2 separate regions of the Homo sapiens genome follow, and region 2 is linked to region 1. Evidence: chromatin loops called from intact Hi-C (ENCODE). Cell type or tissue: stomach. All regions are shown on one strand. Links, peaks and the distances in the headings refer to the core of each region. The heading gives the core; the rest is flanking DNA. Region 1 holds the start of GPR3 (G protein-coupled receptor 3). Region 2 overlaps FGR (FGR proto-oncogene, Src family tyrosine kinase).

Region 1 (15,472 bases), core at 4,106-12,105:
TGCTGCGCCCAACATCTGGCCGGCATCTTGTCTGCCTCTCAGACCCAAGCAACTTACCTTAAATAGAACGATTTACAATGGAATCCGATAAAAGGTTTAGGCTGCTGCACGCCCCTTCTCCTGCCTGAGGAAGGCGAGGGGGCTGGGTTTGTATTCTGACCCAAAAAATGACCTACCCAGGAAGCAACGGTTGTTCCGAGCACAGCTGCTGCGGGTAACTGTCCCTGGGGGTAATTTATGAGCAGACACCCAGTTCCGGGCCCAGCAGACACAGTGTAGTGGCCCCCGGGAGAGGGGCGGGAGCAGAGTTGGTGACTGCGGGTCACGCCTGCTGTTCGGAGAGAGAGTCACCCACTGGCATCCCAGGAGAGGCGGCAGAAGTTTTGAATTGTCAGCAACTGCTGCGCCAGCCGCTCTGAGCTCATCGCTGGAGGTGGTGGTGCAGAGAAGGGGGCCGCGGAGCCAGTTCGCCCTTGCAGAGCCCCTTTGCTCCACCCGCCTGCTCAGGCCTGTGTTTAGTCAGCACTTGGCTTCCCTAGGCCGGTGACTGACAGGCAGCCAGACACCCGCCCTGGCAGAAGACAAAATGGTGGTTCGGGAGCCGCCCTTGCTAGGGAATTGGAGGGAAGGAATGTGGCTTTGGGAAGCAAGAGGCCTGAGCTTGAATTCTGGCCCTGCCACTCGGAAGCTGTGACCCTGTGCAAGTCGCTTCACCTCCTTGGGCTGATCCTGAGAAGAATAAGCATTTATTGAGCGCCCACTACCTGCCAAAGACTGCATATCTTTTATTTCATTCTTAAGAGGCAAGGGTCCCCCATTTTACACAGAAGAGAAACAGATTCACAGTTGCCTAAGATCACATAGCTGGCCAGGAACAGAACGTGGTTCAAACACAGGCCTCTCTCTAGCCAGAGCCCAATGCTCTGTTTACCATGCAACTGAAACGGCTTGAGTCTCCATCCAAAATCATTGAGGGCTTTAACGTTGTAGGGAGCCTGTTAAAGGTTTCCATTCTTACCTGCCCCACTCCCTGGTGCCCAGTTTTATAAGGGCAGTGAACGGTGATGGTCATTTTTGCTCTCGCTTTGAAATCAAGTGAGCTTGGCTGAGGGCCTGGCTATCCCAGACCTTTAGAGCAGGAAGTGCCTGCACCCTTGGCTACCTAAGAAGAAAGTGGGTTCCCTATAGGTATGGGCTGGGGCTTCACAGAGACACGTGAGTGGGCACATGAGGACCGGTGCACATATCGTGCACAGATCCCTGTTGTTTGCACAAGGACACAAACCAGCACATGATTTCAGGAACCCATAATCGCAGGCAGCCCTCACACATTCCTCGGGAGCCGCCCTCCCTACTTGCTGCCTCCACCAGTTCCTCACTGCCCCCTCCTGGCTGCCCAGTGGCCAGGGCAACCTGGCACCATTTCCTGGAAGTTCTGCTCGGGGCTAGTTGTCAACCAGTTCCCTCCTAGATCATGGGGCTGGGAGCAGTTTCAGGTGCTCCCACTGAACTGCCCCTCAGCCCCAGGAGGTGTGGGCGCTTAAAGGGTGCTCTTGAAGCTTAAGGACAAAAAGCCTTTCATGGGCCAGGCACGGTGGCCTACACCTGTAATCCCAGCACTTTGGGAGGCCAAGGTAGGTGGATCACTTGAAGTCAAGAGTTCAAGACCATCCTGGCCAACATGGTGAAACCCCGTCACTACTAAAAATACAAAAATTAGCCAGACTTGGTGGCGTGCGCCCGTGGTCTCAGCTACTTGGGAGGCTGGGGTACAAGAATCGCTTGAACCCGGGAGGTGGAGGCTGCAGTGAGCTGAGATTGTGCCACTACACTCCAGCCTGGGCAACAGAGCGGGACTTCATCTCAAATAAATAAATAAATAAATAAGCCTTTCACATCCAAAGGAATCTTTTATGGGAGAATTGCCAGTCCCTTGATGACAGGGAGAGTGGTTAATATTTGGGGCAAGGGGTCCTGCCTAGCTGCCTTCCCTGCCTTTACCTAAGAAGCTGTCCGTGCATGTCCACGGTATGCACACACGAGCTCACACTGCACACATCATTAAAAAGGAGCAGACTTCCTGGCTGAGAAGTCAGAGGTCAGATCTAGCTCCCACCTTGGGCCTCAGCTTCCTCACCTATTCAACAAAGAGTTGACTGTGATGATGTATGTAGCCCCTCCACTCTGGCGTTGCACCATCTTGGGAACTGATGCCGCTCCCAGAGTGTGTGTCTTGGAAGGATTACAAATACAACGCCTTTTGTTCTATTTTATAGATGAGGAAACAAGATACAGAGAGCCACAGCAACTTGCCTGAAGTCACACAGCAAGCTAGCAGCAGACATGGAAATAGAAACTTTTTTTCCAATGCCCTAGACTGCCTACAAGAGAGCAGAACACCTTGTGGGCTTGAGCCACAGCCAAGGAGACTGAAACTGCAAGGGAAGCCAGAATCTCTGGCCTTTTGTGTTGGAACCATGACAGGGTCCATGTGGCTGCCTGAAGGCTTAGGGGGAGTCCAGAGGAGGTCCCAGGACCTCTCCCCAGGAGGCTGGGGAGAGACAGGTTGGAACTTGAGTGGGTTCCATCACTCCCTATCCCCACCAGTAGACTGAGCAAACCTCAAGCTTTTATGTAAAGCCAGAGGCTAGCTAAAGAGGGTTCTCCCTAGCGTGCGGCCATTTGGTAGCTTGTTCATCAGGGCATATACACGCATGTGAGCGGTGTGCATGGATGGATGTGCATGCATATCTGGACTCCACATGTATAAATCATAATGTGGATAGTAGTTGGATGTTGGTGCATGCCTGCAAGCACACTTAGAACCTTCATGGGCATGTGTAATGTGTAAGTGTATGTGTTTGTGAGCCCATATACATGCAACTGCATTCGTGTGTTTGGATGTACATATATAAATGATGTCTGCATATCTGGCGGGTGACTATGAACATATGAAATTTTGCTTGCATGCATACTTGGTACATTTATGAGTGTACTTGGGTCTGTGCAGATGTTCACCTGTTAGTGTGCCAAGTGGGGTGGAATATGTCTGCACACATGGCTGGTGAGTGTGTGTAAATGTGCATGCAGGGCTGGCTTCAGGTGACTGTGTAGATAATGAATCATAGGAGTGCCCTCCCAAGAGAGTATGAAGCCAGTGTTCTGCCCAGCCCTGGAATAGGGGGTGCACTACCTGGCTCCAGCCAGTCACAATGCAGGGCTTGCAGTACCCCCACCCTCACCCTCAACATGCACAGTATTCCCTAGACCCATCCTGCTTGGCCAATTTGCAGCCTCTTGCTCCCAGCTCCTGAGAAGGCCTGCAGCAAAGTCAAGGGGCTGGTGGCCAATTAGCGAGGGGGTTAATCATGGATCGGAGGCCCCCCGGGGGGCGGGAAGCTGAAGGCAGGCATTGGGGTTGGCAGGGCCATGAGCTGCCTGTGATGACGCAAGGAGAGAGGGAAGACAAGGAGCGGAGGTTGAGCCAGCCCGTTGGTTCTGGAAACCGAGGGTCAGCCTGTAAATTCAGGATTGCTGAGCACTGCCAGCAGCGGGGAACATTTGCAAGTGTGTGTACGCTGTGTGTGAAAGGGCGTGCACATGCATTCATTCAAGTCCTTGAATCTGGTGCTGCATGCAAATGTGTATACATGACTATGGACATTATATGCAGTGCGGTTTTGTGTATATGTGGCTGTGCTAATGGGTTTAGGTATGCATACATGGTTGTTGTGCCTGTGTACACACACACAAGGGTGTGTACATGTGTGCAAGGGCATGTACATTGAAGTGTGTGCTTCAGCACTAAATATGCACAGAAAGTTGACATGGTCAGTGTACACATGTGCAGTGATGTATCTGTGTGCACAAGTGTGTGTGTGCTAGTGTGCAGGTGCATCTGGGTATACCTACATACATGTCTGCCTGTGTGTGTGTTCTCAGAACAGCCAGGTGCCTATACATGTGTGCCTGCATGTGACATGAGTGTGTGTCTGTGCACGCAGGTCTCAGCATGGAAGGAGCTGGGGGATGCGGGACTGGCGGTCTCCAGGCTCCAGGAGGGAATCTGACAGCCGAGCCTTGCCGCAGCCCCCAGCCCCGGGAGCCTGTTTTCCAGCCTGCGGAAGCTGTGAGCCCGTGAACTCATCTTATATTAATAGCTACTGTCTCCTCACTTATTGCAAGGAGAGGCGGACATGGCCCCGGCAGGGGCTTAGCACTCAGGGCTGCCCCCACACACCCACATAGGACCAAGGGAGGCGGGGAGGAGAGATGGGCTCCAGCCCCATCCCAGGGCCTACCCCAGCAGGAAGGTGGGGCTCTTGGCCCTAGCCTTGCCTCCCCCAATTCAGGGGGCCACGTCACCAGCTGACCTTCCTGGACCCCTGTAGTTGGGAGGGATCAGGCATGGGGGTTGGAAAGCTGTCAGAGGCAGAGAGGCTGGGAGGTGTGGCTACCCCTCCCCAATTACACACAAGCAAATGCGCGGGCGCGCGCGCACACACACACACACAAAGCATGCGGTGCTGAGCAGCTCCAGGCTGTGGGCACCAGAGGACTCTGAGGCTTGAAGGAGACACAGGAGGCCTCAGTCTGAGTGGGGAAGACACAGTCCTACCCTCAGGGATCCTCAATCTGAGGCAAAAGACATGACCCTGTTCTCAAGAGGCCCCCAGCCTAAGGGAGGAGACAGCTCTGCTCTCAGAAGTTCCCAGCCTGAGGGGAGAGACATGACTTTGTATTCAGGAGCCCCTAGTTCTGAGGAGAGAGAAAGATCTGCCTTCAGGAGCCTTCGGTTTGAGCAGACAGACATCCCTTCTCTCAGGAACCCTCAACTGGAGGAAGGACACACAGCCCTGTCTTCATTCTGAGGAGGGAGGGAAGACTTCTCTACAAATATTTACTCAGGGGAGGTGTAGTAAGGCATATTGTATGGATCACATTCTCACAGCTACAAAAGGGCTCAGGCAGGGAGGCTTCCTGGAGGAAGCATGGAGTGGAGGTACTGGGAAGAAGTGCTAAGCTGATCTGCAGAATCCTGGGAGGAGGGAAAAGCCAGCCAGCCCCACCACACACACAGGAACCAACCTGAGGGACAGATTCAAACACCCCTCAAGGTAGGCCCAGGACCCAAAGCAGAGACCCCAGATCCAGTCTGCCAGAAACACCTCAGCTCCAGCCCACAGCCACCCCCAGAGAGACAGAGGAAGCCCCTCAGTGCAGGGGCCCGACACAGGCCCTCCCAGACACAAGGATGGCGGCAGGTCCCTTCTTGGGCCCTGGAGCTGGAAGCTGGGCTGGGGAAGCAAAGGGCTGAGACTCACCCAGGGTAGGACGGGCACCTGGCCTCTCTCCTCTGGACCTTGGTGGGGCTCCTCAGGAGCATGATGGTGGAGGCAGCAACAAGGCCCTGCCCTGTGCTGTGCCTCCAGAGGTCTGGGTTTAACCTGGAGACCCCCTGCTTTCCCCCAGCCTGGGGATTTACCCCAGTTTCCTTGCTTGATGTTTCTGGGTTGTTCCTGAAACACGCTCCCTCATCCAGGAAAGAAAGAGATTTAGAGTCAAATGGGCCTGGGTTCAAATCCCAGCTCAACTCCTTACCAACCCTCTGACTTTGGACCAATCCAATGTCACCTCTCAGGGAGGCTTTTCCTGGGCACCCTAATTTAAAAATTACTCACACCCTCCCCATCCTTCTTCCCCTGCTCTTTCTCTGAGGACTTACCACTGTGTAATATTACATTTTGGGAAAAACTTTGTATTACTATTTCCCCCAGCTAGAATTTAAGCTGTCCACAAGGACAGCAGTGAATGAATGAAGGCCCATTACTCTTGGAGCCTCAACTTCTTCTTTTGTAAAATGGGGAGGAGCAATGGTACCCATTTGACAAAGCCACGGTGATGGTATGGAATGTTTGGCGTGGGGGAGGGGCCTGCTGAGTAGGGACTTTTCCCAGGGACCTGTCAGGAGGGTGGGGATAGAATAAAGCTTGGCCTGACCTGGTGCGGCCTCCCTGCTTTGTGCCTGGGCCTATTGGCATGACGACTCTCCTCAGACTACTGGGAGGGATTTTTTTGGTTGGGGGGTGGGGACGGAATCTCACTCTGTTGCCCAGGCTGGAGTGCAATGGCGCGATCTTGGCTCACAGCTCACTGCAACCTCTGCCTCCCGGGCTCAAGCGATTCTCCTGACTCAGCCTCCCAAGTAGCTGGGATTATAGGCTCCACATCCGGCTAATTTTTTGTATTTTTAGTAGAGACAGGGTTTCATCATGTTGACCAGGCTGGTCTCGAACTCCTGACTCAGGTGATCTGCCCGCCTCGGCCTCCCAAAGTGCTGGGATTACGGGCGTAAGCCACCACACCTGGCCAAGGGAGGGATCTTTACACCAGACAAAAGGGCTCTAACTCTGCCAGGGAAATGGAGAAAGGCCTGTGTCCTAGCCTGGCACAGCTGTGCGAGTTTGAGCAAATGGTTGCTCCTCTTTGGGCCTCGGGCTCCTGTCTGTATGTGGAGGGGTGAGCCAGAAATGCTCCAAGAGCCCCACCTCCAAGCTTTGCCCAAAAATAAGGCTTGGGAAGCTGGGAGGCTTGGCCAATCAAAGCTTCCTCTTCAGCCACACCCCAAACCTGCTGCTGCCCTGGCCTGATAGACACATTCTTTCTGGGGTCAGCTTCCTCTCCTCAAGTACCCAAACTCTGGGTCCTGCACACATATGTCCCCAAAGGCACACACTGATAGTCACTCACCTTTGCGTAGAAAAGCTCTTCTGACTCCAAAATGACCAGACCCCCTCCGACCACTTCCCAAATGTGGCCCTAAAAATGAACCCCAAAATAAATCAGGGTCCAGCTGGGTGCGGTGGCTCACGCCTGTAATCCCAGCACTTTGGGAGGCTGAGGCGGACGGATCACCTGAGGTCGGGAGTTCGAGACCAGCCTGGCCAGCATGGTGAAACCCCAGTCTCTACTAAAAATACAAAAATTAGCCAGGCGTGGTGGCAGGTGCCTGTAATCCCAGCTACTTGGGAAGCTGAGGCAGGAGAATCGCTTGAACCCAGGAGGCGGAGGTTGCAGTGAGCCGAGACCACGCTATTGCACTCCAGTCTGGGCAACAGAGCAAGACTCTGTCTCAAAAAAAAAAAAAAAAAAAAATCAGGGTCCAGAATGTCCTAAGCTCCAGGCTTGGGAAGGAAGGAAATCACTCACTACACAGCACAGATTCTGGAAACAGATGTTCCTGGCTCTACCATTTTTTAGCTGTATGGCCTTGGGCCAGCTGCTGTCCCTCACTCAGCCTCAGCTCCCTCGTTTGTAAAATGGAGAAGACACTACCGGTGCCATGGGATGCTTATTAGGCATAAGCGAGGTAGCATGTGTGCCAGACACACAGTAGGCACCCATGATTAGAAGGACCTATTATTGGCCAGACGCGTTGGCTCACGCCTGTAATCCCAGCACTTTGGGAGGCTGAGACGGGTGGATCACGAGGTCAGGAGATCGAGACCATCCTGGCTTACACAGTGAAACCCCGTCTCTACTAAAAATACAAAAAAAATTAGCCGGGCGTGATGGTGGGCGCCTGTAGTCCCAGCTACTCGGGAGGCTGAGGCAGGAGAATGGCGTGAACCCGGGAGGTGGAGCTTGCAGTGAGCCGAGATCACGCCACTGCACTCCAGCCTGGGGGACAGAGCGAGACTCTGTCTCAAAAAAAAAAAAAAAAAAAAAAAAAGTAGGACCTATTATTATTAAGGAAACTGACATGCTTTGAGCATATTCATCATGTCTAAGCCCCACAGTGGCCGGTGTGGGCAGGATGTGAGCATCCTTGACCCAGGAAGAGCCAAGCACCCAGGTTCCTGTCACCAGGAGGAGGTAAGGTCCTTGCCAGTCAGTGCCCAGGTCTGAGCAGAGGGGCACTGACATCTGAGAAGGAGTCACCTGCCAGCCACCCTCCACCCTCTGTCCAGCTCCCCAGATCCCCCAACAGGCCCCCCAGGCCTGGCTTGACCCTCTCATTCCAGGCCATCCCCCATCAGGCCCCACTCCATACCCTCCACACACACATAGGGAAACATATTTATGACAAAATCATTTTTTATTGAGTTGGGTTGGAGACGGGAACAGGGAATGCACTGGGGGCCATACCCCGGTTGGCAGAGGGGTGGGGTGTTGGCTCGTGCCCCCCCTCCTTTAGGGCACCGCAGGGTGAGGCTTGGCCCCCAGGCCATGGCTGTGGCCCTGGACGCCAGGCTGGAGTGGAGCTGGGGTTGCATTCTGGTCCCAGCTGCCTGGCCGGGCTGCAGTTTTCCCCAAATGGCCACCAGAGGGCAGTCGGACCCCAGCGCAGAGGAATTTTTGGTTGCTCAGGTGATGGCTTCTTAAAAAAATAAAAAACCAGAGGCTGGTGTGTTCCCCTTCCAAACCCGAGGAGGGCAGGCCTGGGGAGAAGGCTCTGGTTTCTATGATCTCTTCGATAAAAAATAATCCAAAATAATAACAAAATACGTGGTTTCTCTTTCACCCTTTCCCCCCTCCAGGAACTGAGGTCAGAAATGGGGGTGAAGGGACAAGGGATACCCTGGTATGGCCTGGATATCAAGGTGTGGGCCTCTTTTTTGCCCCTTACCACCCATAAGTAAATTTATAAATAAATAAATCAATCATAAATAGACACTGTCTTTGTATATGTGCATATATAATCTTTCTCTCTCCTATTTAGGCAACTATGTGACTAATCTCTCTGACTCTTTAGCTCAGAAATTCAAACATAAAGTGACATGGTCAAGGTCAAGTTTGGGGGAAGAGGGACATCTGGGACTTGGAATGGCACTGTAAAACTCCCAGCATTCTGGAATTGCAACCCAGCTGGGCTGTGAGACATTTCTGAGTAGAACACTGACCACCTGAACATTCTGGAACCGTGGAGCCAGCTGGGCCCCCATAGGGATCTGAACAGAACCTTGAAACACCCAATGTCCTAGAACTCCAGAACCAGCTGGGTCTGGGGGGTGTGGAGCTGGGGGTTTGGAAAGAAGCCCTGGAGAGCCTAACATTCTGGAATTCTGTAGTAATCAGGGTTGAAGGGTCATGAAGACTCAGCTAGACATCACTGGGGGAGCGGGATCGGAAGGGGATCTTGGAAGAGGAACAGCAGCAGCAGACAGCCCACAGCACTTTCTGCACATCCTGGTTGCGGAAGGCGTAGATGATAGGGTTGATCATGGAGTTGTAGGTGGCAGGGAGCAAGGTAAGATAGGTGTAGAGAGGTGGAGAGTGGGCATCACCCAGCAGGCAGTAGACAGTGAAGGGCAACCAGCAGGCGGCAAAGGCTCCAAGCACCACGGCCAGTGTGGCAATGCCCTTGCGGGTGGCCACATAGTGGGAGGCAGGCAGCAGGTGCCGCTGAAGGGCAATCTGCTGGGCATGGCGGCAGACGATGCGGCAGATTTGGGCGTAGAGCTGCAGCATGATGCCAAACACCATGAAGAAGGCAATGGCCAGAACTACCAGATGGTTCTTGGAGAGTGGATAAACCACGCCACATGTGGTCAGGCCATCCAGGCAGTTCCAGGCCAGCACAGGCAGCAGCCCCAGGCCCAGGGCACCTCCCCACACTAAGGCCAGCATCACATAGGTCCGTGTCACTGTTGTCTCTGAATAGTAGGTGAGGGCATTGTACAGAGAAAGGTAGCGGTCGACAGTGATGGCCAGTAGACTGCCGATGCTGGCGGTAAAGGCCATTGCCAGCACGCCAACCAGCACCAGGCTCATCTCCGCTGAGCCGATGCAGAAGACAGCAGCAAAGTGCAGGACCAGGCCCAGGCCTGCCAGCAGGTCTGCCACGGCCAGGCTGCCCACCAGCAGGAACATGGGGGCACGGAAGGCAGGAGTGCCCACGATGATGGCCACCACTAGCGCATTCTCGCAGGACACCAGGGTGCCTGAGATGCAGAGCACCACATCCCAGGCCTTAGGCGAGGGCAGTGGTGCGGCTGGACCTGTGGGCCCCTCTGCTGGGCCCACGCTGCTTACATTCACGTTGCCTGAGCCAGCTGAGAGCCAGGCCAGAGGGCTGCCTGCACCCCACATCATGGTACCTGCAGGAGAAAGGCCTTGTGAGAAGCTGACCAAGCTGGGTGATGGGAGTTGGGGTCTGGAGGGGGTGAGGTGCTTCTCAGGATACGTGGTGGGAGTCTCTCCTCAGGATACCTGATAGGGTCCCAATGCCTTATCCCCACATTCATGCCCTGGGGCTCTTCCCAGGATACCGCTGTCCCCTCCAATGCCCCCAGGCCTCTAAACAGGGGTCTCTTCCTGGGGATCCCTGTCCTAGGTCCTGCAGGTCTCTTTTTCCCACGTGTGTGACCAGAGGAGAGACAGAAGAAGGGGTACTATAAGTGGAAGAGGGCCATAGGATCCAGGGGATGCCCCCGAAGGCTCAAGATTGGGGTAGGGAAACATCTACCCCATCAGGGAGACTGAGCAGCTCCGCTCCCTCCCATCAGAGATGATGATGCTAGCTCGTGCCTGAGGCTCCCAGACCCCTCACGATTTTCAGTACTGCCAGCCTTAGACTCCGCCCCCAGGGAATGCGCGTGAAGCTCCCGCCAGCCATCACCCCGCACTCCCGCGGTAACACCTGGGAACTCAGCCCCCCACCCCCCACCCTCCCAGACTTCTGTTCCTGGCTGGACCCTTCTTTCCGCCTGAATCTCTAGGTCTCTGGGCAGACCCCCCTGCTGGAAGACTGGATCCCTGAGTCAGATGCCTCCTTCTGCCCGGACACCTGGATTTTGGGCCTGACTCTGCCTCCTGCCTGGATACCTGGATTCCTAAATTGGACACCTCCTGCTGTTCGGACCCCTGGGTCCCTGCCCCAGACGCCTCCTGCCGGCTTAACCTCAGATGACCATCAGTCCCTCCAGGGCCTCGGGTCCCTGCAGGAATGCTTACCCTTCGCCGGGTCATCCAACTCAACCCCAGCACTCGAGCACTTGGGCCCAAGCCTGCTAACCCAGAATCGCCTAAACCCAGAATTCCCACCTCGAACTCGAACCCCGGCCGGCCACTAGGAGCCTTCCGCCGGCCCAGTGCCCCAGCATCCTGCGTGCCCTTCAGGACCCCTGGTGCCCGCGGCGGGGCCCGCTACTCACCGCTCAGGACCAGGCGCGGCCGGGCCGCGGGGAGGCTCCGCTCGGGTCCTGGCGGCGCAGGGCGTGCGTGGACCCCGAGAAGCCCCCGCGGCCGCGGGAGAAGCGGCGTGAGTCACCCCGCCCCGCCCCCGGCCACCGGTTCGGTGACGTCAGCGGTCCGATCAGCCAATGGGCGCGGCGCGCTGGGGCGCAGCGCGCGTTGCGCGGCATAGTAATAAGGCCTCGCACCGCCCGCTCCCCCATTCATAAAAAGCGACCGTGGCTGCGGCCCCGCCCCCTCCCGAGTCCGCCCGCGCTGTCCTTGACGCGGCGCCCTCTGCGGGCCGGGGGTTTCAGAGGCGCCGGTGCGAGAGCCTTGAAGTCTCAGAGAGGCTGCAGGGAACGTGGTGGAAGAGTGGAAAGGGGGCCCGGCTAGGCTGTGGGGTGATGGGACCCTTGGGTGGCAGAGAGGCTGACGAGATCCAGGTGACGAAGGAAGAGCTTGTGATGGGGCTGGTTGGGCTTCCCTGGTGAGAATGACAGGGTTTCCAAGATGATGGGGCCCTGAGGTGACGATGACAGGGAGCACGAGGGAGCGGGGAGGTGGGTGGCAGTGACGACATTAGCATGGTGACAGAATCTTGGGGTGGGGGGTGATGGCCGTGGGACGCTAACGGTAGAGGGGAAGCCCTCAGGGCAACCATGGCAGTGTCAGGGTGACTATGCAGCAGGGGGGAGTTCAGGGACCCCGGGATGGCAGAGGCAGCGGCCTGGGAACATGGAGTGTCCAGGTGACTTCAGGTCACCATTACCCTGTCAGAATGGCTGGGGTACTGAAGCGACAATGCTAAGCCATGAGGACTGTGGGGCCCTGGAACGAAGATAGCAGGTGGCTGTGGTGAGTGGGCTCCAGGGTGAGGGGCACAGGGTAGAGGGTCTGGACTGACAGTGACCAGGCAGGTAAGTTGCTGCCAGGGCAAGTCCCGTGATGCCGGGGCTGGGATAAGAGCTGGGTGACGTCACTCATGTCAGCCCAATAGCGCCCTCACAGCACCGGAGGGGTGGGCCTGGCAAGATTTCAAAACCTGAATTATTTATTCCAGTATCTAGAAAGCCAGCGTGGAGGGGGTGAGGGGTGCACTTCCCTGAAGCAGGAGGAGATGGGGAGCCGGGAAGAACTTGGAAGCAGAAAGCCTGGCAGCTCAGTCCTCAGGGCAGGCCCCTCTCAGCCTCCTATTTTAGGCATCCTGATGGGTGGAGCAAGGAGAAAGAGCTCCCTCTTCCCCAACGCCATCTGCCCTTAGTCCAGGGGAACCACTCTGGGCAGACTTCTCCAGATGTGACAGATGTGGCCAGTCCTGCGGCAGGGGGACTGGCTGCTCCTTCTCCCTGTGTCTCTTGCCTTGATGCTCCCTGGAATCATGCAGGCCTGTGGGAGGGGAAGATGAGGTTAAGAGGCCTGAGGATCCCAGGCCCCACTGGACACCCCCATCACAGCACCATCACTGCAGCCCCCATGGTCAGCCTCCACCAGGCAGGTTTTGGGTTTGAGTGTGAGGCAGCAGAAGGTCAAGTGGCAGGGAACATGGGAGGAGGAGGGGGTCGGAGCTGGAGAAGAGGATTCATTTCAGGTTGGATGTGGTGAGTTTAGGGGGCTTAGGGGGTGGAAGTGTCCAATCTCAGTTTCTCCATTTCCTAGCTGGGTGACTTTGGAGAGTTTCTTCAGCTCTCTGTGCCTATTTCCTCATCTAAAACACAGGGATAATATTAGTACCGGCCTCATGGGGTTGTTGAGTGGGTTCTACTTGCCATTGGCCATCAATGTTACAGCTGGATAATGAGGGACACCTGGGAGGTGTAGGCATGCAGGTGGCAACTGATGTTTTAGGGGTAAATAATGTCACCCAGGGGCGGGAGCAGAGAGTGAGGAGTGGCTTCAGGGGCTCCTCCTCCTGGGCTCTTGCACCTGACCCCTCTGACAACAACCCTTCTCTTCATCCAGGTCTCTGCTCCCGAATTACTTCTGAAACAGGCTGCTCTGAACTCTCAGATCGCCACTGGCCTCCCCATCACTCTCCCTCCCCTTCTCTTGATTTATTCATTTTTGGAGGATGAAGCACTCTTGAAATTATAAATGAATTCATGTTTGTTTGTTTTACTACATGTCAGCCCCACTAGAATCTAAGCTCCAAGAGGATACTGACTATGTCCCATTTCTGCTAGAGAACAGTGCCTGATATGTAATGGGTATTGAAGAAATAATCATGGACTGGATGATTGACCTAAAAGGGAACAACCAGAGGAAAAAAGGAAAACAGAGAGAATAGTAATATGCCTGGTGCCCAGGAAGGTGGGGGTGTCAGAGAGAGGATCCAAGGGCATCAGGGCCCCAAGACTCAGGGTCAGGGATCCATTTACTCCCCCATCAGAGCTGGGTCCCTACAGAGTTCTGGTCTCTGCGATGGGTGAAGGCTGCTGGGAGGTTGGCATCAAAGGGGGGTATCAGGGACTATCTTCTACTACTCTGAATGGCAATTATATATTTTTTAAGTTTTCGTAGCTTATTGATCCTCTGGTGAAAAATCTTCACCATTGCTGCAGATAAAGCCATTCCTGTTTGCCAGCACCAGCACCACACTCTTGTGACTCCCTGGCTGTCGTCATTCTGTTCTTGAGTTCCTTTAGCTGTTTTCTTGAGGTCTTTTTCTTTTATGTCTTGCAAGTCTGTGTTTGGATTAATTTTTCTTTGCATAATCCAAGGAATCATAAATCATAACCAAGCCAGTTGTCTTAACACCACCAAAATGGGTTCTGTCTTTTTTTTTCGTTTGTTTGTTTTTTGAGACAGGATCTCAGTCTGTCACCCAGGCTGGAGTGTAGTGGTGCAATCAATGCTCACTGTAGCCTCAACCTCTTGGACTCAAGCAATCCTCCCATCTCAGCCTCCACAGTAACTGGGATTACAAGCACGTGTCACCACGCCTGGCTAAGGCGTGTAATTTTTGTAGAGACAGGGTTTCGCCACATTGCCCAGGCTGGTCTTGAACTCGTAGGTTCAAGTGATCTGCCCACCTTGGCCTCCCAAAGTGCTGGGATTACAGGCATGAGCCACTGTGCCCAGCCCAAAATGGGTTCTAAATACAAAGATGAAATCCAGAGTGGTCTTCTACTTTTTGACTAGTTTTCTGTCTTAGGTATTGTTGTCTTCCCAGGGTGAAGGACACGGAAGACCATCATTTCCACTGAAGTATTGGTCATGAACTTCCTGATCCTGATAGTTATCCTGTTGTTTGCAAGGGAAGTTGATCCTAAGGCAGCCAGAGAGGAAAAGAGAGTGCAGTGACATTTCTTTTCTTTCCTTTTTTTTTTTTTTCCGAGACAGTTTTATTCTTGTTGCCCAGGCTGGAGTGCAGTGGTGCAATCTCGGCTCACTGAAACCTCTGCCTCCTGGGTTCAAGCGATTCTCCTGCCTCAGCCTCCCAAGTAGCTGGGATTACAGGTGCCCGCCACCATGCCCAGCTTTTTTTTTTTTTTTTTTTTTTGTATTTTTAGTAGAGACAGGGTTTTACCATATTGGTCAGGATGGTCTTGAACTCCTGACCTCAGGTGATCCACCCTGCTCAGCCTCCCAAAGTGCTGGGATTACAGGTATGAACCACCGCACCCGGCATGCAGTGACATTTCTAACCCCGAGAAACCCAGGAGAGCCAAGAGACTAAAGGGGGGCTATGGGTTTTCACGTGAACCTCATGTGCTCTCCCTCACGCACCAAAAGTGCTCATACCAATCAGGTCTCCATTCCCCGCATACTTGCTCTCTAAAGGAAGAGATAGTTCCTTCTCTCCTATTCTCCTCATGCCCTCTGTCCCTACCTCCTTGACACCTCCTCCAACCCTTCCCACCTACCAGGTGCCCAGCCAGAGCCCAAGGCTTACAACAACCTGCAAAAGTGAGGGACCATGTCTCCATTTCTTGGGTGAAGCCCAGGAAAGCCAAGGGACTTGCCCCAAATCACATAGTAAATGGCAGAGCTGGGATCTGAAGCCAGGTCCATCTGTCACCAAGTCCAGTGTGCCTTCCATTCTGGCCTAGATGTCACCTTCTTCCCAGAAGGGGCTGAGGCTAAAGTTTGACTAGGGCTGACAATACCTGCAGTTCTCCAGGTGGCCACCAGATGGCTGTGAGGACTCACTTCCAGGTGAGACTTTTATCCTTGCCTCTTCTGTCTTCACCAGTTGGAGAAATCCCTTGGGGAGGGAGGAATTGGCGGGGAGGGGGTGTTCGTGCGTGTGTGCTTGTGTGTGTGTGTGTGTGTCAGTCATAGATAATCCCCACAC
Region 2 (15,472 bases), core at 3,162-11,161, 210 kb before region 1:
CGAGGGCCTGGGCTCGGGGGAGAGGGTCCTGACAAGACAGCCTCCGAGCAGGCACGTGGAACGGCAGCACTAAGGTGGCGGTGAAGACGCTGAAGCCGGGCACCATGTCCCCGAAGGCCTTCCTGGAGGAGGCGCAGGTCATGAAGCTGCTGCGGCACGACAAGCTGGTGCAGCTGTACGCCGTGGTGTCGGAGGAGCCCATCTACATCGTGACCGAGTTCATGTGTCACGGTCAGGAGGCGGAGCCTGGTCGGGCGGGATTCGGGGTGAAGTTAAGAGGGGAGTTTTCAGGCGTGGGACCTGGGACGCGATCTGTGAGGGACAAGGGACAATGGGCAGAGTCCCACTAAGGGACCAGGTGTGTAAAACGACTGGAGGGCTGAGGTGGGAGCCGGGCCGAGTGAGACCACTAGGGAGCTGGGGAGGGGGGCGGTGCCTCCGGTGTTAGGCGGGTAGGGCTTGGGCTAACGAAGGCAGAATCGGGAATGAGGGAGGGTCTGGGGCGGAGTCTGGGTGGGTCGTGTCCGGAACACCAAGGAACAGAAGAAACGAGATGTGGGCAGAGTCCGTGTCTGGCAGCAGGGCCAGGACGAGACAAGTGAGGGGTTGAGGCACCCGCGGGGTCCTAAGTGAGGGGCGGGTCCAGGTGGGAGGGGCTGAGGGGCGGGGTCAAGCGAGAGGAGGAGGGGCTGGGGCCCGGGGTAGGGCTTTGCCGCTGACTTTCTGGCTTCTTCCCAGGCAGCTTGCTGGATTTTCTCAAGAACCCAGAGGGCCAGGATTTGAGGCTGCCCCAATTGGTGGACATGGCAGCCCAGGTAACTGGGCCAGCAGCCTTTACCTCCCGGACCTCCCACCTATTAACTGTTCACAAATTCTCTGTCCCTTCAAACGCCTGGGAGGGCGGCCCCGCCCCCTGCATCAGCTGTGCCTCCAGCTGTGCCTGAGAGGTACTGCCTCTCTTTCTGGGCCTCAGTCTCCCCCTCTGGAAAGTGGGTTTTTCAAATGGTCCCTCACCCCTCAAACAGGCCACGGTGTTGTGAGTCCACATGAGCTCCCATCTCTCCACACTATGGTCCCCCAGGTAGCTGAGGGCATGGCCTACATGGAACGCATGAACTACATTCACCGCGACCTGAGGGCAGCCAACATCCTGGTTGGGGAGCGGCTGGCGTGCAAGATCGCAGACTTTGGCTTGGCGCGTCTCATCAAGGACGATGAGTACAACCCCTGCCAAGGTGCCCTGCTTCACCCCACCTTCCAAGAGCTCCCCATGCAACAAGGGACTTCCATGGGGCCCCACGCACTCAGGAACCCTTCCTCACTCCAGGTCGCCCGAGTCGCCCCATCCTGATGTAGTATGAGAGGCAATTCTGGGCTCAAATCCCAGGTCGGCCACTTACCAGCCATGTGGCCTTGGGCAAGTCACCTAACCTCTGGGAGCTGCCGTTTCTCTTCTGTAAAGTGACAATATTCAGATAACAGGAAGTCAGCAGATGTTTACCAGGCACCTGCTATGTGACAGGCACAGCTATAATTCTTGAATGAAAGACAATGGCGTGTAACAGTGGGAATTCTGTAGCCAGAATGCCTGAGTATGAATCCCAGCCAGGTATTAACTCTGTGATCTGGGCAAGTTACCTAACTACTCAGTGTCTCCGTTTCCTCGTCTGTAAAATGAGTCTCTATCTCATGGGGGTTTTGGGAGGGTTAAATGAGTTAATGCATGCATATCACTTAAAACAGTGTCTGGCACACAGGAAAGGCTAGCCAAGTATTGGCCGTTATTAGGATAAGAATTATTGCGATTTTTGGAAAGTGCCCATCACTATACTAGACACATAGTAGGTGTTGACTAGATACCATGTCCTTTCTACTATGCCCAGAGACCCTTGTGCTCAGGATCCCCGAAATCCTCATCCCTAGAGTCCCCATTCTCTCTCTGTCTCTTTTTTTTTTTTTTTTTTTTTTTTGAGATGGAGTCTCACTGTCACCCAGGCTGAAGTGCAGTGGTGCGATCTCAGGTTATTGAAGCCTCCCAGGTTCAAGCAATTCTCCTGCCGCAGCCTCCCTAGTAGCTGGGATTACAGGCACCCGCCACCATGCCCGGCTAATTTTTGTATTTTTAGTAGAGACAGGGTTTCGCCATGTTGGCCAGGCTGGTCTCAAACTCCTGACCTCAAGTGATCCGCCTGCCTTGGCCTCCCAAAGTGCTGGGATTACAGACGTGAGCCACTGCGCCCAGACCCCATTCTCTTAATCCAGCTGTTTCCAGGGACCCCCTCACTAACTTTCCCTGCTCCCCCATCTTCTCCAGGTTCCAAGTTCCCCATCAAGTGGACAGCCCCAGAAGCTGCCCTCTTTGGCAGATTCACCATCAAGTCAGACGTGTGGTCCTTTGGGATCCTGCTCACTGAGCTCATCACCAAGGGCCGAATCCCCTACCCAGGTTTGCCTCGCCAGGGGTAGGGCTGGGGTGGGGGATGGTCACGGGGAAGGGCTTCCACCTGGCTGTCCCTTTGACTGACAGAGACCCATCCTTCAGGCATGAATAAACGGGAAGTGTTGGAACAGGTGGAGCAGGGCTACCACATGCCGTGCCCTCCAGGCTGCCCAGCATCCCTGTACGAGGCCATGGAACAGACCTGGCGTCTGGACCCGGAGGAGAGGCCTACCTTCGAGTACCTGCAGTCCTTCCTGGAGGACTACTTCACCTCCGCTGAACCACAGTACCAGCCCGGGGATCAGACATAGCCTGTCCGGGCATCAACCCTCTCTGGCGGTGGCCACCAGTCCTTGCCAATCCCCAGAGCTGTTCTTCCAAAGCCCCCAGGCTGGCTTAGAACCCCATAGAGTCCTAGCATCACCGAGGACGTGGCTGCTCTGACACCACCTAGGGCAACCTACTTGTTTTACAGATGGGGCAAAAGGAGGCCCAGAGCTGATCTCTCATCCGCTCTGGCCCCAAGCACTATTTCTTCCTTTTCCACTTAGGCCCCTACATGCCTGTAGCCTTTCTCACTCCATCCCCACCCAAAGTGCTCAGACCTTGTCTAGTTATTTATAAAACTGTATGTACCTCCCTCACTTCTCTCCTATCACTGCTTTCCTACTCTCCTTTTATCTCACTCTAGTCCAGGTGCCAAGAATTTCCCTTCTACCCTCTATTCTCTTGTGTCTGTAAGTTACAAAGTCAGGAAAAGTCTTGGCTGGACCCCTTTCCTGCTGGGTGGATGCAGTGGTCCAGGACTGGGGTCTGGGCCCAGGTTTGAGGGAGAAGGTTGCAGAGCACTTCCCACCTCTCTGAATAGTGTGTATGTGTTGGTTTATTGATTCTGTAAATAAGTAAAATGACAATATGAATCCTCAAACCATGAAATACCCTTGAACCTTCCTTTGGGAGCGGGGGTGGTCAATAGGGGGTGAACGGACAGATATGGCTACAGGCAGCAGCAGGGGAAGCTGGAGAGGGCCCTAATGCCTACCAAGCACGGGGCATCCAAGGTGTGGAGTTTTAGAACACCCAGAGTCCCACTGCTCATCTGCACGTGAGTTTAGAAGACAAGCAGCTGAAGATACATTAAAATGTCCCCTTCGTTGCTGATATGGCCTTCAATCTGTGTATAATAGGTTTGCTAATTCTTTATCTGAGTTCATCAGATTTGCCATTCATCACAGGCGCAATGGGACAACCTTAGGCCTCCTTTGCCAGGGCAGGGAGGAAGACCACAGTGGACCCTCTGGAGCTGTCAGACTCTCCAAAAGAGGACAGAAGAGAGGGGAGGAGAGAGAAGAGGCCTGAGGGTTAGTCTAACTCACTGGATCTCATTAGGGGAGTTTTGCCCCCAGGGGAGCTTTTGGAGAGGTTTGAAGGCAGTTTGATTTGTTTGGATCCTACAGGTAGGGTTCAGGGATGCTGAACAATCTGCAGTGCACCTGCGCGATGATGAATCTTCCCACTCCCTCGTTCCCCTGAGAGAAACTCTGGAAGCTGACATGCCTCCGTGTGGAAACAAGGGGAGCAGGGAATAAAGATTCCCACCTCTCCCATCAGAAAATGTTTGTTGACCATCTGACTTACTAAGGGAATGGACAGAGAAGGAATCTGGGAGCTGGGAATCACTGCAGCAATTGGCAAATCATTACTGAGCATTGACTCTGCAAAGCATTGACTCTTTGCTAAGGAGGACCCTGGGAACACAAACATGAATAAGACCTGTCCCTGCCCTGGAGGAGGAGTTCATAGTCAAGCAGAGGAGGAAAATTATAATAATAATAACTCACTTATTAAGTGTCTTCTGAATGTCAGATGTATTTACAGCCATCTTTTCAATTTAATCCAGTACTGAGCCTGGTTCTGTGATTAGCCCCATTTGTAGGTGAGAAAACTGAGGCTCAGGGGTTACATGATGTACCAAGAGCATGCAGTGTATGTGACAGAGCTAGGATTTGAACCTAGATCTTACACCAAAGCTCATGGTCTTTTCACTAGACTTCATTGCCTCTAGGCTTTGGGAAGAGAGCCTCTGTGGAGTGTGTGTGTGTGCGTGTGTGTGTGTGTGTGTGTGTGTGTGTGATCCTTCCTCCTCTAGTTATTGGTAGAAAGATTCCCTGGAAATCCTCCTATGCTGGGTGACCTAAAGGAAAGAAAGATAAGGCAATCAATGCAGATTGAGAATTCCCTGTGTCCTGCCCTGTGCTGGGGGTTGCTGAATGAGAGCAGTAAGATGGAGAGAAGCCAAATGGCTGCTCAGAGGGGTTGTCATAGGGGTGGGAGCCTTAGCTCCACAGAAAAAGTCTCAGGGGCCAAGGCTTCCCAAGGGCCACAGTTTCTGGCTGACCAAACTCACAAGAGCCTGATGTATAAGCCAGAGGCCAGTGATTCTGCCTGCCATGAAATAAGCAGAGAAGAGCACGGCTCTGGAGCTGTAGTGCCTGGTGTGAATCCTGCCTCCACCACTCACTAGCTGTGTGGTTTAGTGCAAGTTTTTCACCTCTCGAAGCCTCAATTTCCTCATCTGTGAAATAGTAATCAAATGATCAATACATGTGAGCTCTCTCTGTCACTACCATTTGCAAATTGTTGACTGTGTGCCAGGCATCCTGCTAAGTGCATGCATGCTGCGATTTTATCCTCGCAGATCCCTATGAGGAGGAGTTTGTTGTATCTTCATGTTGCTAATGAGGAAACTGAGGCACAGTGAAGTGAATCAGCAGGACAGAAGTGGCAGAGCAGGGGCTTACACCAAGTCTTCTGACTCCAAAATCAGTGCTCTCAGTCTCCACAGCCTTTTTCTGGGACCAGAATATTCTTGTCTGCCCTACAGGGCTCTGTCTGGTACCAGGATGCCCGTTTGGTTTCAATGAAAGCCCAGCAGGGCAGTGAACCACCTGGAGTTCACCAGGGCCCTCGCTGCTCCTCAGTAGAGACCAGAGCCTCCTGAGCCTGGAATCCCTGTGTCTACTGGTGCCTTCCTTGTCTCTCCCTCTGAAACAGCTAGATGAATTCTCCCTTGCACCCCGTTTTCTGTGCAGCCTTCTGTTCCCTTCAGATAGAGCACAATGCAATTGATTAGGCTTCTGCTTTCTCAATTTCAATCACATCCTCGCCCTGCCTCCCTGAGATTACAGGCGGGTCACCTTGATTGCGGTTTGCACCGTTCACAAAACTCTTCAGTCGTTTACAAAACCATCTCTCGCCTCATTCACTCCCCCACCTGGCTCTTCTCCTCCGTGATGCGTGGATTTTACTGGTTTAAGACTCAGAGGGCAATTTTATTTCCAAGTTCATGGTGGGGGAGGAGGACACCTAATTGACTAATGCGGGTATTTTGCATGCATCATCTAATTTGATCTTCACCACAAGGCAGCGCAGATGTGTGATTATCCCCATTTTACAAAAGAGGAAACAAGACTCTGAGAGGCTACAACACTGGCTCAAGGTCATACAGGTGGATGGTACAGCCAGGATTTGAACTCAAAGTCTCATGTGTTCCCCGGGTCACATTTCTTTATTTGAAGGAGCAGCATGGGAAAGTGTCATATTGACCCAGAGTCAGGTCCAGGAAGGGCCTGGTGCACGTAGGGCTCAGGGGTAGCTCCCTACATGCTGAGGATTGTACTCGTAAAAGAACTAAGTCATTTATTAATTTCACACACATCTACTGATGTCTCCTGTAGGCTGGTCCTGTCTAGGAGGCAAAACAGTAAACAATGACAACACTTAGGGGCAAGGTCAGTCTGGGAGCCAAGTCTGGGGGATTTCTTGGAGTCTGTGAAATAAAAGTCTGCCTGATGAAGCAGCCAGAGGGTGAGGTCATCTCCAGCAGAGGGAACAGCATGTGCAAAGGCCCAGACGTATGGTAGAGTAAGGCCCATTCAGGCCAGGCAAGTGCCAATAATTAGGCATGGGAGGGCTGAGGGTGCAGATGAGGCATGGAAGACGAGGGATGGAGAGTCAGAGGCAAGAAGTAGGAGGGGGAAAGCCAAGGGGTATGGGCTCTGAGTTGTGGGGAAAAGAAAGAAGAAATCTGGGGGACCCAGGACTTATTGTGGGGAATGGAGTCTACTCTGGATCCCACTGCTCCGGGACTGAGCTGAGTGGATCCTCTCTCCACTCCACCAGGTACAGTATCGAAGACACACACACACACACACACACACACACACACACACACACACCCCAGGTACAGTATCGAAGACACACACACACACACATACCCCAGGTACAGTATTGAAGACACACACACACACACACACACACACCCCAGGTACAGTATCGAAGACACACACACACACACACACACACACACACACACACACACACGAGCCTGGATGGTCCTGCAGTGATGTTCACACTCTCTCTAGTGGTGACTCTGAGTACTACATCCAAAACTGCAAGAAACTTTCCCCCCTCCCGGGATGGGAGAACCAGGTCTCTTCAGAAACTTCCCACCACAGGACAGGAGATATGGCACAGTTCCTGCTCTCAAAGAGGTCACAGTTTAATGGTGATGGGTGCTAACAGGACAGATGCGGGCAGAAAATGACAATAAAGCTATGTGGGAGAACAGGGGAGAGTCCTAACTCAACTGGGCAGGGGGAAGTCTGGGAGGCTTCTCAGAGGAGGTGTTGATTCATCAGAAACAAGAGTAAGAGTTTGCTTGGTAAAGAAAGAAGCAACAGAAGGACATTCCAGACTGGACAGAATTAAGTGAGCTCAAAGGCAAGAAATGAGACTGCTCAGGGAGTTACAATTAGGTAGGTGTGCTAGGAATGTGAAATTTCAGAGGGGTTAGTGGCTAAAGATGAAGATGGCAAAGGCAGGCATGGGTCTTGTCTACCATGCACTCAAGCTGGGATCCTAAGCCTTGGACAATGGGGAGCCACTGAAGGGTTTTGAGCAGGTCAGATTCACTTTTTTTTTTTTTTTTAGACGGAGTCTCACTGTTGCCCAGGCTGGAGTGCAGTGGTGCCATCTCAGCTCACTGCAACCTCTGCCTCCCGGGTTCAAGTGATTCTCCTGCCTCAGCCTCCCAAGTAGCTGGGACTACAGGCGGGAGCCACCACGCCTGGCTTATTTTTGTATTTTTAGTAGACACGGGGTTTTGCCATATTGGCCAGGGTTATCTCGAACTCCTGACCTCAAGTGATCCGCCCGCCTCGGCCTCCCAAACTGCTGGGATTACAGGCATGAGCCACTGCGCCCAGCCAGATTCACTTTCAGAAGGAACTCTTTGGTGACAATGGAGAGGAAAGATAGGAGGCGAAGAGGCAGGAGACGGACACCCCTCTGGGACACAAAGAACCATACCAGGTCACACTCATAGGACACACAGCTTTGACCGCGCCTATGAACCAGACATAGCGATACAAGTAATGGCACCTACAGACGTGTCAGTGGGATCCCAGGCTGAGCACCCACAGACAAACATGCACTGCTTCACACTCAGACACAGAAGTCAGGCCTGCAAGCGAAAGCAAACCGAGGACACAGGGTTACCCCCCAGACACAGGCGCACAGCGGGAATCACACAACCCTGACGGCCACAGGAATTCACACACACTCAGTGTGGCTGTCAAGGGCCCGACCCTGCTCCCCCTCTGTCTCCCCCAGGTCCCTCACCACCTCCGGCAGGAACAAAGCTGACCTTTGCCCTCTGGCCTCTGGCCTCTCCTCCCACACCCCCTGCCCCAGAGGGAGGAGCTGTTTGAAGTCTGGGCTGCAGCTGGGGTTTCCTGTGGCCTAGAGGAATGTGGGAGGACTTGCACGGGGGAGGGGAAAGGGGCTGGCCCAGGAGGAGGGCTAACAGAGCCTGGGGGCCTTAGTCCCCACTGTACCACAATGAGGGAGGCTTCCTGCTTGCGTGGTCTCTTGGGCTCCAGCTTTGAGCTGTTCCCATCCAAAGAAGGGGAAAACCAGGGCCATAATGGCTCCAGTCCAATGGGCCTCTTGTTCCTGGATCTGCAGCTCAATAGCTTAGGATAGGCCCGCAACCTCTCTAAGCCTCCGTCTCCCCTTCTGCATACTGGGCTGAACCACCCTCTAGCAGTCCACACCTCTCCTGAGCAGCCCCAGGAGTAGGGCCACCCCCAGAACTTCCATATTCAGGGAGGGCCGTGCTAGTCCCTACCCAAGACTCACTTCATCCTGCCCTTTCCATGAGGTCTGGGGGCCTGGCTCCAGGCTGCTGGGACCTGTCAGTTATTGTCATTATTAGTGTGACTCATCATCTCTCTCACCATGCCCTTGCCAGTTTTCACAGTGCTTTTACATCTATATGCTCAGTTAATCTTCTCAACAGCTCTGCTTCTATTTTACACATGGGAAAACTGAGACTCACACAGATTGAGGACACACAAGTAAAATCAAGATCAGGACCAGGCCTGTCTAGCTCCTGCTCCACATGGCCTCTCAAACCCAAGGCCCCATTCCAGACTCTCATCTTTATTTTCCAGGGTCTAGCTACACCACCTTCTGCTTACACCGAAACAAAAGCGGCTGGAGGGAGCTGAGCCCAGAGAGGGATGATGCAGGCTCTTCCAGAACCTGTGTCCTCTGCCTCAAGCCTTCTTTCCCTCCTGCTCGCTGACAACTGCTGAAGCAGAAACGAAGATTAGACACTAGGTGGCAGCAGCAGCCCACGGGAAGACAACTTGAGTTTGGGGAGACCACCCCCCGCCAAACTCAACACAATTTGGAGAGGCTCCACGAAAAAGACCAGCCCCCAAATAACAGGGAGACTCTGCAATGCTTGGTTTCCAGTGATGATCAACACTTTAAGGGCCAATGGAATTCACCCTCACAGGGGAAGGGGACCGCTGAAGTAGCCTGGGGTGGGAGGGGCATGCTCGAGAAACCCTACCTAACTTCTATTTCCCTCTAACTCATAGAGCCATGGGCCCTACTAATCTTGCCCTCTGCATCTCATTACTTAACCTCCCCCTCCCATGCTTTTCCCAAACTCCCCTTCATCTCAACCTACTGGGGCTCTCCACACCCCAGAAACCATCCTATATTATCCCACCCAACTCCCTCCTAAAACTTGATTCAAACTGAGTAGAGTCTTCATGACTACAGGCAGAATCTAATGGGTAATGGGGGAAGGGAGAGAAAGGAGGAGGAACCTGGGTCTCTTTCACCCTCCCCAACGCCGAAGTCTGTCTGTCCTATAGGGGGCCAGCTAGGGCAAGGTGCCAAAGCCTCATCTATTTGGGATCACTTCAGGCCCAGGCTTTGGAGCTGCAGAATCTCTAATGACTTTAGCCACTACTTTTATGAGCATCTGACCTTATATTTCCCATTCAATGAATAAATCTTTGAACCCAAGTCCTAACTTGTCTGCAAGGAGAAGCTGCTCCAAGATGAGGGCCTCTCCAGTCGGTCATGGCAGCCCCATGATGCCAAATCAATAGTGTCCCGTTTAGAGCCCTAGACCTCTCCTATTACTGCTGCACACACCCTCTGCCAAGGGCCAATAGAGAGTGTTCCCCAGATCCCCTCTCTTGTCCTCTGGGGGTACTGGACTGCCATAGAGAAGGAGCTTGGAAGGAGTGAAGGTGTGGGGAAGATAGTGACCAGGGAGTTGCGGTTGGCAAAATGTCACCAGCTGCCTTTGTCACACACTGGCCAACACCCTGCAAGGCCAAAGGAAGAGTCAGAAACAGGTAGGCCAGAGACAAAGGCACTGCTCTAGGAACTTCAGACCTGGAGCAAGATAGACAAGGCCAGCAGACACAGGGTGTGGAACATCAGACACACAGATGAGGTGGTCCAGTGAGGTGGGACCGCCGCAGGGCCAGTCAGGGCCGGCGTTGGTAGACACCTAGGACACAGGACACGACAGCCACTATGCATTATTCATCTCCGTGTCCCTTGCAAGCCCTGCATACCTCAGTTAACATTTGTTGAAGTGCCAAGAAAGGACACACAGACACAGGGAGAGAAGGTCAGTTACAGAAATGGAGGGAGTCACAACTCCTTGTCATAGCCCAGGGGTTAAGCTTGTGGGGTTTGGAGTTAGTCAGACCCTGGTTCAAATCCAGCTGGGTTCAGCCACTTGCTAACTGGAGAACCTGGACCTCAGTGCCCCCATCTCTAAAATGGAAATAACAGCACTATTTTACCGCAGCAGTTCAGCCATCTCCGGGGGCGGTAACAAGGCCCCCAAGCAGCGCACATTCCCATCTGTGGGATAGGCTAGGCAGGGGCTGGAGAACACATGTGACCTGAAGAGGAGGTAGGTGAAAGTGCTGAGCCCAGCCCCCGGCCGCGGCAGGAGGTCAGCACCGTTCAATCTGAATCCTGCTTCCTGACACAACGCAAATGCTCAGCAGAATTCGGAAAAGGGTGTGTGTGTTCTATCTGCGGATTATCCAGGACTTTTGAGCCCTCGCCGCCCTTGGACATATAGGAAAGCTGGGAGTTGCAAGGGCGAAACCGAGGTCGGAGTTTGAGAGGAGGGGTCACTGAGTGAGGAAGCAGCGCTGGCTGGGTCTCCCCCGCTCCCCCGCCCCAGCAGCCCTCCCGCCATATATACTTGAGCTTTACTCAATAAGAAACCTTTTCAGAAAAGGATAACGTCCCCAGATTGAGAGAGCCGGTCCTCTCCTCTGCCCTCTCCCCCTCCCATTTAATTGGGACGCCCCAGAAAGTCGCAGCCCCTTTGGCTAATCCCCTGGTTCCCTATTCCACTCCCATTCCACTCTCAGACCCCGCCCCTTCACTCCCACCCGCAACCTCCGCTCGATCCAGAGCCCCCCGGTGGAGACAAGGAACACAGGGACCATTCTTAACCCTTGGGGAGGATCTTCGCCCGTTGGTAAACGAGGACGCGCTCCAGCCAGACGAGCCCCAGGCGCGGGGTCCCCGGGGCTCCTGGCCGCGCCGTCGGAGCAGCCGGCGCGGCCCCGCCCTCCCCGCGCGCGGAGCGGCCGGGGCGGGGACTACAAGTCCCGGCGTGCCGCGCGCGCGCTCCCCCCTGGGGTTCCGGATGGTGAGCGGCGAAGGTAAGGCGAGCTCGCAGAGGCAGCGGCGGCGGCGGCGGAGACGGAGAGAGGCAGGCAGGCAGGGCGAGGGCGAGAGACGGAGGGAGGGAGCGAGCGAGGCGGACCAGACAGACAGACAGGCGGGCGGGCGGGCAGAGCGAGCCACCCGCCAGGCTGCGCTCAGCCCCGCTCGCAGCGGAGAGAGCAGAAGGCAGGAGGAGGGAGGGGAGGAGGGGGAGGGAGGGAGAGAGGGAATCCAGCTACCACCACCCAAAGCCAGCGTCTGCTTTCTGTCCTCATTTCCTTTTCCCACCCAGCTTGGAGAGCAGAGAAAGGCAGAGAGAGCGAGAAATAGAGACAGTCTGAGAGACAGACAGACAGCCAGAGAGAGCGGGAGGGAGGAGGGCGGAGGAGGAGGAGCAGGAGGACTACGCGGGGCGCGTTCCCTCCCAGGTTTGCTATTGGGGGGGGTGGGGGCGGGGGTGTCCAGGGCTGGGAGAGTGTGTGCGCGGCGGGAGGGCGAGGGGGGCGCAGAGAGAGCGAAGGAGTGATCGAGGTGGGGGGGCGCCGCGGGAGCGGGGGGCCGTGTCCAGCGGAGTTAGCGGCGGAGAATGTGAGCCGAGGCGCGAGCCATGCTGTCAGCGACGGCGGGCGGCTCAGGGCTCCTCCACGACTCCTCTCCTCAGCAGCCGGGCGCCCGCGTCGCTGCCACCGCCGGAAGACAGACGTCCCCCAAAACCCCTCGCCTGGCTCGGACCCACGGAGCCGGCAGCCCAGCACTCCGGTGAGTGGCGCCTCCTCCCCAGCCCCAGACCCCCGCTGGGGACCGGCCGGCCAGGCTCTTTTGTGCAGCGCACGGGGGGGGCCTGCGTCCCCCGGTCCGGTCCGCTGGACCCGGTGGCTGCGGTGCCCGCGGTGCGATCGGTCTTTGTTTCCACCGGGGCCCGCGGCTCGGCTGGGCTCGGCTCGAAGCCTGGCAGGCAGCGCCGGGAAGGGGGAGGGGGAGGTGGACGGGGAGGGGGGGCGGGGAGGGGGGGTTCTCGGGTTTCCTGGCCGCCCCGCGGCTCCCCCGGCTCGGGGGCGAGGTGCGCGCCCAGCGCTGCCGCGCGCCCCCTCCTCCTTCCCCCTCCCTCCGCCTTTGGATTTAAAACTGCAATTTGCTCTCCAGCTTGCTGAGAATGTGGGGGGGGGGGGAATGAAGGGGGGACCGTGGGAGCGGAGAACAAGGCTGGATTTTAGGATCGGCGCTGGGAAAAGGGGAGACTGCGGAGGGAGGAGCCCCTCCCCTCCAACCCCCAAATCCCTAGGATCCACTGGCTCTCGGGGAGTTGAGGGGCGGGGACCTAATGACCCGGAGGGGGTGTGGGGCGGAGGAGGGATTTGGGGGCGGCTAGGGCTGGAGGGGTTGGGCCGCGTGCCCGGTTACCTGGCGAACAAAGTCGGCTCACTTTTGCATAAATAAATAAATAATCGCCTATCAATGCGTTTCCTCTGGGGCTCTGATTGAATCGGCCCCCTCTTCCCCAGGGGGTGGGGTGCTGAGTGACAGCTGTCAGCCCCCTAGGCAGGGAGCTGGGGTGAATTGCTGAATCTCTGCTCGCTGCTTGAGGGCGCCTTCCCCTGCTGGGTCTGGGTCCCCGGGCAGAGCCAGAGGGGCAGGGGGCTGGCTCTGAGTCTAGGAAATAACCTTGTTTCCTGTTCTACAGGAAAAGGGACAGCAACCCAGAGTTTGGGGGCTGGGGATGAGGACTGATGGGAGCTTGGGGGGGTTCCCCAGCAGCCTGACCCCCCAGCCTCCTGCCAGGCGAAGGGGCCAGCTGAGGGAGGAAGGATGTGGGCCTTGCTGGCCGGAGGCGGGAGCTGGGGCTGTCCCTGAGGCGGGCAGCGGGCACAGAGCGGGAGGAGGGAGAGAAGCGGGGGCGGGAATTCTCTACCGCAGACCCTGGGGGCCAGGGCCAGATGTGGAGGGGTGGGGAGTCTCCCCTCCCTCCCAGCTTGGGGGCCCTGGGGCTGGGCTGGGAGGGGCTGAGCCTGGTGCCCTCGGTTCTGCACCAGTGCCTGACTGGCAGGGCCAGCTGAATTTGGGCCCAGGCGTCACCCTGGGAGGCAGGGCCGGACTGTACCAGCCTGGTCCCTGAGCACAAGGAGGGACCCTTGGGGGGCCTGTGCCTGTCTGGCTGGGCAGGCGTTTCCCGCCGGACCAGTTGGTGTCAGGCGGGACTTGGCCCCAGCTCCCTGGGCAGAGCTCAGGGTGTGAGGACAAGCTTTGCCTCCGGGTCAGGGTGGCCACATTTTGTCCGCTGCTGCTGTCGCCGCCGGCTGGGCGGGGGCATGTGCCCGGGCCTGGGCAGAGTCCTGCCAGGGGCATTTGGGGTGTTTCTATTGTTGGCTTGTTCCTGTTCTGTGTGGCTGTGTGAGCTGGGGCTGTAAGTGAAAGATTACCAGTCTGTCCCCCAACCTGGGGTGGGGGGGTAGGAAGGCTGGGTTGTGGGGGGACCCCCCAGGTGGCATGTGCATGCTGCTTGCCATCTCCCTCCTTTGAGCAGATGTATATTTATTTTTATAGTAATGGAAAATCAAACTGGATAGTAAGTTGAATTCATTTTTTTCTCCTGCTGTGTCAATAGTTGGAGTAATCCCCAGAGACTGGTGAACTTCTGGCCCCAGAGCTCCCACTCTTCAGGGGTTGCAAAGACCAGTAAGGGCATAAGCTTTGGGGGACCAGTGGCTACCAGCCCAAACCAGTGAGTTGTCCTTCTTCATCTGGCTTTGGGGCAGATGCCCAGGTGGGCAGGCATTGCCCCCTCCCCAGGAATCACCCACAAGCCCAAGGTGTAGTCTGGCCTTTCTAGTCTGGTCAGTGCCTAACTGTGCCCAAGCCCTCAGGAACGTTCCCCTGGTGGGCGCTCTCCTCCGCCTGGGCTCCCAGCCCACGTGCCGATATTTATTTTCTGTAGTAAAATCCATTTTTAATGCCGTTACTTTTGAAATAATATAGAGAGAAACAAATGTGATGTGTTTAAGTTGCCCTCTGTGAGTTTTTAATGTGATCTATGGCTGAGGTAGTGATGGAAGGAGCTGTTGGGCTTGGAGAAATTTGGTGTCATAAAGAAAAAGAGCTTGCTGTTTATTATTGTTGCTGGGCTGGGGGGTCTGGAACAGGGTCGTGGGGGCAGGGAGCCCCTACCACCCTCAGGCGCTGTGGGACAGCATAGCTTCTCAGTTTCAATGCGTGAGGGTTCTGGGGTTATTTTGCATTGCTCCCCAGCCCTTGATGGGGCCTTTGGGGAAGGGGTTTGGGAGCTGGGGGACTTTGTTACCCCCACTGCATGGGCTTAGATCTGGGCTGGGAGGCTTCTGGAACCCCCTGCTGAGCTAAGTGGAGGTGTACAGTAGGGAAGTTGGACTTGGATTCAAAAGGTTAAAAGATGGGGTCTCCACCTGATTGCTGTGGTTGTGCTGGAGGCTTGAGGGGCAGACTGCCCCTGGCAGAAGACATTTGGGTAGGGGGAGCTGTTCTGGACTGGCAGAGCCCCAGAGGGACATTGTTGTTCTCCAATCAGCCTGGAGCACTGACTTTGAACCACTCCCACCTCTATGCTTCTGTTCCCCATTGGACAGGGGCTTCCTCCAGGCAAACCTGATCTCCCTCATTTCCCCCTTCCCCTCTTCTGTCCCACCCCCAGGTCAATTTCAATTTTTTTTGTTTTTTTTTTTTGGTTTGTAGAACACAGAGCTCTGTGTCTCATGCCAGCCACCCAAGACCAGGGGGTGCCATGCCTGTGTACCAGATGCCCAGGCCCTTCTGGTCTGGCTTGGTGAGGTCAAGCAGACTCACTATTATGGGATGGAGCCCAGCTCTGTCTCTGGGTCCCCTGGGTCTCTTGGGACAGAGTGGGGAGGCGGAAGCCAGGATGGAGTGGAGCTGGGGACTATGGGAGGAAGCAAGGGTAACATTGTTGCTAATGCCTGCAGATGGGCCCCCCCC

What was found. Hi-C counts contacts between places; a loop is a spot of excess contacts. Peaks named below come from ENCODE experiments on the same cell type or tissue, not always from the same donor. Only the 100,000 strongest peaks of a DNase experiment are listed, where the experiment ranks them.
Region 2: a loop joins it to region 1, with 4 times the contacts of the local background. A loop is called at or near these places in 97 of 110 quality-filtered maps.

The regions. Positions count from the first base shown.
Region 1 is chr1:27,388,422-27,403,893 of GRCh38, reverse strand. It overlaps GPR3 (G protein-coupled receptor 3), which reads right to left and starts at 11,272. Exons shown (of 2, transcript NM_005281.4): 1 at 11,157-11,272; 2 at 8,080-10,100. The coding sequence starts at 10,095. The coding sequence ends at 9,103. RefSeq lists enhancers at 312-381, 3,795-4,747, 8,884-9,681, 10,510-11,045, 11,583-12,119 and 2 more and a silencer at 11,069-11,568. In stomach, for the core only: CTCF peaks have their summits at 8,305 (motif pointing right) and 11,509 (motif pointing left); DNase peaks (open chromatin) are centred at 4,473, 8,333 and 11,373; H3K4me3 peaks cover 1,343 bases; H3K27ac peaks cover 1,820 bases.
Region 2 is chr1:27,600,193-27,615,664 of GRCh38, reverse strand. FGR (FGR proto-oncogene, Src family tyrosine kinase) reads left to right here. Exons shown (of 13, transcript NM_005248.3): 9 at 52-231; 10 at 739-815; 11 at 1,082-1,235; 12 at 2,315-2,446; 13 at 2,543-3,601. The coding sequence ends at 2,751. AHDC1 (AT-hook DNA binding motif containing 1) reads left to right here and starts at 11,521. Exons shown (of 9, transcript NM_001371928.1): 1 at 11,521-11,559; 2 at 11,802-11,937; 3 at 12,171-12,268. RefSeq lists enhancers at 620-1,167, 2,105-2,605, 8,213-9,061, 8,953-9,247, 12,830-12,879 and 3 more and silencers at 11,177-11,716, 12,267-12,346. In stomach, for the core only: CTCF peaks have their summits at 6,675, 6,874 and 9,111 (motif pointing right); DNase peaks (open chromatin) are centred at 6,844, 8,284 and 9,134; H3K4me3 peaks cover 271 bases; H3K27ac peaks cover 2,238 bases.